Linked DNA regions of Homo sapiens: region 2 is linked to region 1. The links are chromatin contacts, found by Hi-C or POLR2A ChIA-PET in ENCODE. All regions are on one chromosome and are shown on one strand. Each heading gives the region's core, a stretch centred on a gene start or an enhancer-like site at or near the end of the contact. The rest is flanking DNA. Distances are from core to core; before and after follow the strand shown.

Region 1 (4,166 bases), core at 802-3,301:
GGTTGCAGTGAGCTGAGATCATGCCATTGCACTCCAGCTTAGGCAACAGAGCAAGACTCCGTCTCGAAAAAAAAAAAAAGTAAGTTTCTATTTGGATGAAACTGAAACCTTTCTATGTCACCTCTGTCCACACAAGCAAGTCCTGCTCTCTGGAGGTGCAAAGCCCATGTCCTGTTGAGATTTCAAACAGATTCTCTCCTCCCTGCCCCATGTCAGGTGGGAAAGGAGAGAGAGATGGCTGTTCTTGGGGAATGGGGCCTGGAAATAGCTTTGTGGAGGGCGAGCTGGTGTCGCGAGCTGGTGTCAGAACACACAGATACGCACACACTTAGATGTACAAACATGCAAGCACAGATATGTGCCCCTGTGTGTGTCCAAGGAGCTCACACGCAGACACACAGGCAGGCATGTAATACACCTACACGCTCTGACCCGCACATAGGAAAGCAGGTGTGGGCCCACTGGTCTGCACCAGGTCCGTCCCTGACACCTCTGCAGTGGAAGTTCTTGGAGCCTTCAGGTGGGTGGGAGGGAAAAGGGGCTCTGTCTCCATGACCCCCATTCCCAGCGGCCTTGGTTAGCCCTGGTCTGCTCCCACGGGAGGATAAGTACCATTTGTTAGGCCTCCCAATTTAGAATCAGCCACAATTAACTGGAACCTCCTTAACATCCCCCCAACTTTTTATTTTTTTGAGACAAGGTCTCGCTCTTTCACCCAGGCTGGAGTGCAGTGGTACAATCTTGGCTCATGGCAGCCTTGACCTCCCGGGCTCAGGTGTTCCTCCCACCTCAGCTTCTGGAGTAGCTGGGACCACAGGCACCCACCACCATGCCTGGCTAAATTAAAAAAAAAAAATTGTAGAGAGAGGGTCTCGCTATGCCAAGCCCCCTTTTGGTCGTTGGGGGCTAAAGGCAGGCGTGAACAGCACTTGAACATGCCCTTCAGTTTGCCTTCTATGTGGACCCCTTTGTCTGATACCCCCCAACTAGCCAGTGCTTGACTAGAAACAAGGCTTCAACGTCTGCCTCAGGCATCCTCCTCAATCTCTCCCCCTGTCCTGGATGCTCATTTTCTCTCTGCCTAGACCTCCCTCCTCTAGGAACCAAGATCCTCACCCAAAAACGTGAGAAAAATAAACCAAGCAGTGGAAGACGAATCAGAACGTACACGTGGTCCCAGGGCCCAAGATGGCCAGACCTTTGCATTGGGTGGTGAGGGGGCCCCGGGTCTCCCAGCCCCCAGGAGCAGCCAGGCCTTCTGCAGAGGCTTCTGCATTGGTATTCTCTGTCCCTCACAGCCCAAATTACACTGGCTCTCCTGGGACCCTTTTATCGCACGTTGTCACTTCAGCAAAAGGTTATGTACGAGAACATGGAAATCCCTCCTGCATATTAACTAAAGGAGCATTTAAAAAATGTGCCAGAGAAAGAAGCCCACCTAAGAGCCAATTTTTCCAGTGTCTTAGAGAGAACGAGCACTGGACTGGGAGTCAGGAGTCGGAATTCTTGTCAGGGTCCTGCCCTTACTGGGACCTGGGGCGTGCCATGTCACTTCCCTGAGATCCAGTGTTCTCATCTGCTGAAAATGAGAATAAAAGCACCCACAATGGTGCTCTATCAGGGATGCTGTGAGGGTCATCTGAATGCCTGGAATGAATGAATCATCTTATAGAACAAGCAGAATCTGATTGGTGTTAGTATTCAGGCATTGCCAACCAAGTACTTAACAGGCAAGGAGAACATGGTATTATTCCCCAAGCATTCTGCATCCTTTCACACCTCCTTATCTTTCCCCACGCAGTGCCCCGCATCTGGTGCACCCTTTCTTTTTCTTTCTGGCCTGGAGAATTCTCAGAAAACACTAAGACCCAGTTTGGAATCAGTTTCTCAGTTTTGACATTTACTAGATGAGCTTCAAAGATAGAATCTGCCTCGGATCAGGGAAAGCCAGGATGCCAGGGCAGGAACCCAGGTCTAAGCAGGGTGGCAAGCTCCAGAGTGCCAGGGCCCAGCTGGCACATGAGTGGGAACTGCAGGGAACCAGGTGACTCAGAAGGTGGCAGTCCCATGGTAGCTCTGCCGATAGTGCCCTGTGGGTGTGTGGCCCTGCAATGCCGACCTGATTTTTTTTTTCAGGGAAGCAAAATGTAGAATTTTTATGTGAAATCCAATGTTATTTTTAAAAGCCTGGGCTGGCCAAACAGCGCCCACCTGGGGGCATTGCCAGAGGACAACCTCTGGCCTATGTGCTCAAGCCCTGGCCTCTCTGTGGAAGAGATGGCAGAGGAGGTGGTAGGCTCTGCACAGGGCATGGGAAAGTGAGGGTCTTCCAGGCAGGGCCAAGGAGACAGGCAGGAGCAACAAGCTGGGCAGCAGGACTGCACGAAGCAGGTTTAACTGGTGAGGAGAAGGCTGACCGCCAGGCAGCAGTAGCCTCTGGGCCTTGGTGTGCTCTTCTGTCAAATAGGGATGATAATAGAGCCCAGCTCCGGCAGGTGATGAAAGGAGTGTGCCAGGAGCTCCTGGCATGAGAACAGGCTCAGTTGGGACCTGTAGGATTAATGAGGGAGGAAGAGATTCTTAAAGAAGCCTGCAAACCCCAGGAGAACACAAGCCCTTTATAGAGGAGATGCCCAAGGAAGGACGTCACCTGCCTGGCATCACACAACAGGTGACTAAGTGAATGGCAGATCCAGTCACCACAGTGTGACCCCTGATCCCATCCCCCTCTCCCAGACAGAAGGCCACAAACATGGGGAATGTCCTGAGGGGTCTTCCCTGCTCCAACCTGTTCCTGCTTCAGGCCTGTGGCCTGCCCAGGACTCTGCCATCAGACAGCCTCTCTCTGAGTTAAGCAGTGCCTTCTTCTCAGTAAGGAGGCCAACGCTCCCAACACAGCCCAGGGTTTAGCCGCAGGCTCACTTCTTACCAGCCATGGGCCTTGAACCACAGTTGCCAGACCTTTCCAAGCCTCAGTTTCTTCATCTGTAAAATGGGGATGGCAGGAACCTTTCATTGGCAAGGAGGGTCTGAAGACTGGAAACAGCAAAGTGCCCAGGGCTGGGCACCTAGGAGGCCTCACCGAGAGGAAGCTCTGAACACGATGGTTCCAGGTATCATTCTTATTCCCCCCACCACCACCTCCCCCAGCAATCCTCCTCCAGCCTGTGCCAAGGCTCTGGGCACTGTTCCTCCCTCTCTGTGCTGAGCTTTCTTTCAGGGAATTATAATCTGCTGAGCTTTAATTATCAGTCCCCCAGGACCATCACCTACTTCTCAGCCGAGACTGAACAGTCCCTCCCAGTGCTCAGCTCACAGGGGATGCAGGGCTAGGCCGAGCTGCTCTGGGCTTAGGCAAGAGGTTGGGGAGATGGTCAGGTCCCTGCTTCCCTCTAGACCAGCATTCTAGGCCTGCACAGCAGCTCCAGGAGGAGGGAGGCTGCTCTCATCCAGCCCACACCCCAGAGGACTCAGGAGTTCTCAGGGAGGAAACTGAGGCCCCACCTGGGTCCTCTTCTGATCCTCTTAAGCCTCTCCTCATTGTCCCTGTGTGTTCCCACTGCCGAGACTTTGCTCCAGCGGTGCTCACTGCCCAGAGCACCCATCTTTTCCCACTGCCTTCAAGATAAAACCCTTCAAGCAGTCAAGGCCCAGACTCCTTTTTGGCCTCAGTCCCTGCCTCCACCTCCCCAATCCCACCTGCTCGCCACCCACACCCCCAGGCCTCTGGCATGCTGTGTCCTGCAGCCAACACCCTTCCTTCTGCAGCAAAATGCTTCCCCTTGGAGACCCAGCCCCTGTCCCTTTGGGTGCCTTCGCCAGGGCATCTGGGCCAGAACCTTGGCGCCATCAGCAGACACTGTGGAAGGACTGAAGGGAATGAAACACAGCCTGTAAACGAGGCATGAATCAGATGTGCAGGACAGGCCTGGCCGCCAGGCACCCCAAGTGCAGGGTCAGGCTGACCCGGTTCAGGCTGGTCCCGACACCCTATGTGTGTGGCCCCTCTGCTCCCACGTCCTCACCTCTAGGAGGGCTACCAAGGGCTGGGTGGGTATGAGAAGCATACCAGGCTGGCACCATGCCTGATGCTCTGGCAGTTCCCAGCTCCTGCAGAGCCTGCCTCCTTGGGCATCGCCTGCCCTGCTTCCTAGAAAGGGCTCTCT
Region 2 (4,166 bases), core at 685-3,184, 77 kb before region 1:
TTTGTGTCTTCAGCTGATGGATGTGCTGACTAGTGAGAGTGCTTGGGCCCTCCCCCAGCACCTAGGGAAAGGCTTCCCCTCCCCCTCCGGCCACAAGGTACACAACTTTTAACTTAGCTCTTCCCGATGTTTGTTTGTTAGTGGGAGGAGTGGGGAGGGCTGGCTGTATGGCCTCCAGCCTACCTGTTCCCCCTGCTCCCAGGGCACATGGTTGGGCTGTGTCAACCCTTAGGGCCTCCATGGGGTCAGTTGTCCCTTCTCACCTCCCAGCTCTGTCCCCATCAGGTCCCTGGGTGGCACGGGAGGATGGACTGACTTCCAGGACCTGTTGTGTGACAGGAGCTACAGCTTGGGTCTCCCTGCAAGAAGTCTGGCACGTCTCACCTCCCCCATCCCGGCCCCTGGTCATCTCACAGCAAAGAAGCCTCCTCCCTCCCGACCTGCCGCCACACTGGAGAGGGGGCACAGGGGCGGGGGAGGTTTCCTGTTCTGTGAAAGGCCGACTCCCTGACTCCATTCATGCCCCCCCCCCCAGCCCCTCCCTTCATTCCCATTCCCCAACCTAAAGCCTGGCCCGGCTCCCAGCTGAATCTGGTCGGAATCCACGGGCTGCAGATTTTCCAAAACAATCGTTGTATCTTTATTGACTTTTTTTTTTTTTTTTTTCTGAATGCAATGACTGTTTTTTACTCTTAAGGAAAATAAACATCTTTTAGAAACAGCTCGATACACACAATCTTCAGTGTGAAGCAATATACTAATAAGAACACTAGTCGTCTTAACATTTACAGTCTTCATATATATTATATATATGTATATGTATACATATATATACACTATATAACGAGGCCAGATATAATACACACGTTTACCATTTTACAGTCATATGTACAGGAAGTTGCTAGGGCGGCCCTGGGCTGGGGGCTGCGTCAGGCCTATCGAAGCGTGGACAGAGCTGAGGACACGGACGGACAGGCGGACGGACTGGCAGGGACTGGCCCGGGCCGGTGGTGGCTGCGTGGACAAGTGGCGTCGCGGTAGCCCCTTACCCGGCAAAGGCCCGGTTGGGGCTCTGTTGCGGGCGCACGACGCACGGCGGCGACACACGGGAGAAGCGAGCATGTTCCCAACATATATACATTCTATGTAACATATATATAGAGGGGTACACAGGTTTTGTACACGAAATCTAGCGCTGTCCCTGCTCCCGTGCAGAGTAGGCGCGGCGGTCCCTGGTGGTGCACAACGGTCGCGCGTCCGCCGGAGCCGGAGGTGCGTTCTGGCCGCTTCTTGGGTTTTGCGCTCCCAGGCTGGGCTCCAGGGGTGGGGTGGAGGACTGGAAAGGGGACAAACAGAGGCCAAAGGGTGTCCCAGTCCCGCCCACACTCGGGGATCCCGCAACCCCTAACTGAGCATAGCCCAGGTCTACCCCGGCTTTGCCCGAACCGCACGAGAGATCTGGCAAAGGCTGGGCGGGAAGGCCCCTGGACGCGTTCCGCACGGTTTGTTCCAAAGGCTCCGGCCTCTCCAGTGCCGGCCTAGCCCGCTCTCAGAAAGGCTTCCTTTCTCCCCCGCCTAGTCCACGGAGCTAGGAGCCGCCCTCCGCCTCTTCCAGTACTGTTTCGACCCCCACCCCCAAGCCCAGGGCTCCCAGCTGCACGCCACGACCGACTGGGGTGGCGGCAGCACCCACGTGGAATGTGTGCCACGTCGTCTTGAGATTCCAGAGGGAAAGTGTCCCCAGGACAAAGCCGTCTCCCACCCTCGCCGGAGGCTGAGCGCCCCGGGGAGTCTGGCCGCTCCGCGGGCTCCCCCTCCGCAAGCCTGGCCCCTGGGGTGGGCAAGAACGCCCTGTGCCGTCCGGTTCCGGGAGCAGGCGGCTCCGGAACGGGTTTTCCTCCCAACCCGGGGCCGCAAGTCTGAGCCCTAGGCGGCCGGATCCACGATCCGGGACCCGGATCAAGGATCGGCTCTGGACCAGCGCTGGGAGCAGCTCAAAGGCCCGGGGGCTGCGCAGGCGGCTCCTCTCCTTCGGCGGCGGGCGGGCAGGCGGGCTCCGGCGGCTCCTCCGGCCGTTGGGGTGGATTACTACGGCAGCCTCTGCAAAAGACGCCCGCCCGCCAGTTACCGACGACCTCGGACTTCACAGTCCATAGGCCCCGCCCCCAGTGTGGGCCCCCCGCCTAAGCCCCAGACCCAGGCGACCCCAGAGCGCGGCTGGGGTCTCCGCCCGAGGCCGTCGGCACCACCCCTTCTGGCCCCACCCCGTCCAGCTTCACCTTCACCTTCGCCTTCAGCTCCGTGCCACCGTCCCGCGCCCCCGCCTGCCCCACTCTGTCACCTATCTTGGGGAGCTGCAGGGAGGCCGTCCCAGGGACGCCCTCCAGCCCCTGGCTGCCCATGCCCCGACGCCTGCGGGTTTTCGGCGGCGGCGGCGCGCAAGTGGACAGGGACCTGAGCTGGACGGCGGCGGGGGCTCCTGGGGGTGGGCGGGGAGAGCTCCCTCCCCTAGGGCTGGGCCCTGCGGGGCTGCGCAGCCAAGGGGGCCCAGGGGACTGTGAAGGAGGTGCGAGGTGGGGCTCCTCTCCCGCTTGACACCCCTCGCCCTACAAAACACTGTGGTCCCCTACCTTATGTTTGGGACATTTCAAAGAAAAGTTCTCTTCGATGAATATGCAACCTGTGACCAAAGAGAAGTTTCGGTGGTTAGGACAGGGTGGGGGCCCCACAGCTGTGGGGTTTTGTCTGCAGCCAGGAGGGGAGCCGCACTGCCCGCGAGGCTCCAGACTGCAGGGGCTCTTTTCAAAGAGTTAATCAGATTCTGCACAAAACCCTCCACACTCCACTCCACTCCACGGCGCGGGTGCGGCCCCTGGCCTGGCAGTCTTGACTCACCTCACCTCCTCCGCGGAGAGCTTTTCCCCCTGAGTTCCACGTGCCGCCCCTCCTCACTTGAGGCAGTCCCTCAGTCCCTCCCTCCCTCCCGCCTTACTCTGCCAGCCACACTTGTCACTGCCTCCTAAGAGACTGGCCTGTGTGATCTTGTCTTGCTCCTTGTTTCTTCCCCACTGGCAGGCAAGCTCCCAGAGGGCACCAGCTCTGTCTTCTTCCCTGGATGTATGCCCAGCCCCTGGAAGAGCTCACTAACTTCCAGTGAGCATGTCATGAACCCCTGTGGACGGACTGGTAGTGGTGTTGCAAGCCTGGATTTGAGCATCTGCTACTTCTCTGAGCCTCAGTCTCCACATCTGTAAAATGGGCATTATGCCACCTACTGTATGCCTATCATGGAGATTGAGGATGGGAGTGTATAGAAACCATCTTGGCAGCAGCAGTGGCTCATGTCTGTAATCCCAGCACTTTGGGAGGATGAGGTGAATGAATCGCTTGAGCCCAGGAGTTCAAGACCAGCCTGGGCAACATGGCAAAACCTCATCTCTATCAAAAATACAAAAATTAGCCAGCATGGTGGCGCATGCCTGTAGTCCCAGCTACTCGAGAGGCTGGGGCGGGAGGATCACTTGAGCCTGGGAGGCGGAGGTTGCAGTGAGCTGTGATTGTACCACTGCACCCCTGCCTGGGCAACACAGCCAGGCCCTGTCTGAGATGAAATAAAATAAAATAAAATAAAATAAAATAAAATAAAATAAAATAATAAAATAAAATAAAATAAAATAAAATAATAAAATAAAATATAAAATAAAATAAAATTTAAAAATAAACCACCCTGCACATGTGTGGCATGCAGTGGGCGCAGGAGGCAGGGGCAGAGAGGACAACCAAGCATGGCCAGTGCTTATGCCCACCTAGGCCCAGGAGGTGTTGCTATCTCAGGGAGTCTCCACTCCCCTGCCTACTGCCACCTAGGGAGAAGCTGGCTTTTCCCCCAGGGACCCCCCAGTCTCTAGTCCCCTTCTCGGCTCCCCTCCCCCAAAGCCTCACCAGCCACTGTTCTGAACAAACCCCAGACCCAAAAGTAGCTGGAGGCTGGTGCTCTCTCCAACACAATCTTCCTGTTCACACTGGAGGTGGCTCTGTGCAATGGCATCATGACAGGGTGGTGGCCAGAAGGCAGGGCAGGGACAGCTCTGCAGCCCTGAGGGCAGGGCTGGGTGGTAGCAGGCCTCTCTGAGGCGATCTGCCCTTGTCTCCAGAAGCTGGAGTGC

The links. A loop is a pair of places that touch in the nucleus more often than their neighbours do. ChIA-PET counts read pairs that join two places held with the same protein, here RNA polymerase II (POLR2A). Pooled maps may share reads with other maps.
Region 2: a pooled map shows a loop between it and region 1 (3-fold over the local background). The contact joins two enhancer-like sites. A Hi-C loop is called at or near these places in 3 of 168 maps with a recorded cell type or tissue (naive thymus-derived CD4-positive, alpha-beta T cell, right cardiac atrium and spleen), 2 of 37 single-sample maps with no recorded cell type and 8 of 50 pooled maps. POLR2A ChIA-PET finds 5 or more read pairs at or near these places in 6 of 52 experiments (AG04449, GM12878, H1 and 3 more).

What each region holds. Positions count from the first base shown.
Region 1 is chr17:17,730,970-17,735,135 of GRCh38, reverse strand. The region is part of intron 2 of RAI1 (retinoic acid induced 1); the gene reads right to left. Among named protein-coding and RNA genes, the nearest start is that of RAI1-AS1, 33 kb to the left of the region's middle. RefSeq lists an enhancer at 172-411. Within about 2 kb of position 2,051, at least 4 of the 41 ENCODE cell types and tissues checked have a DNase peak (open chromatin) inside an H3K27ac peak, as active enhancers do.
Region 2 is chr17:17,807,904-17,812,069 of GRCh38, reverse strand. RAI1 (retinoic acid induced 1) reads right to left here. Exons shown (of 6, transcript NM_030665.4): 5 at 2,631-2,680; 6 at 617-2,100. The coding sequence ends at 2,089. SREBF1 (sterol regulatory element binding transcription factor 1) reads left to right here. Exons shown (of 19, transcript NM_004176.5): 19 at 1-736. Among named protein-coding and RNA genes, the nearest start is that of MIR6777, 3.6 kb to the left of the region's middle. RefSeq lists a silencer at 2,979-3,028. Within about 2 kb of position 1,934, at least 15 of the 41 ENCODE cell types and tissues checked have a DNase peak (open chromatin) inside an H3K27ac peak, as active enhancers do.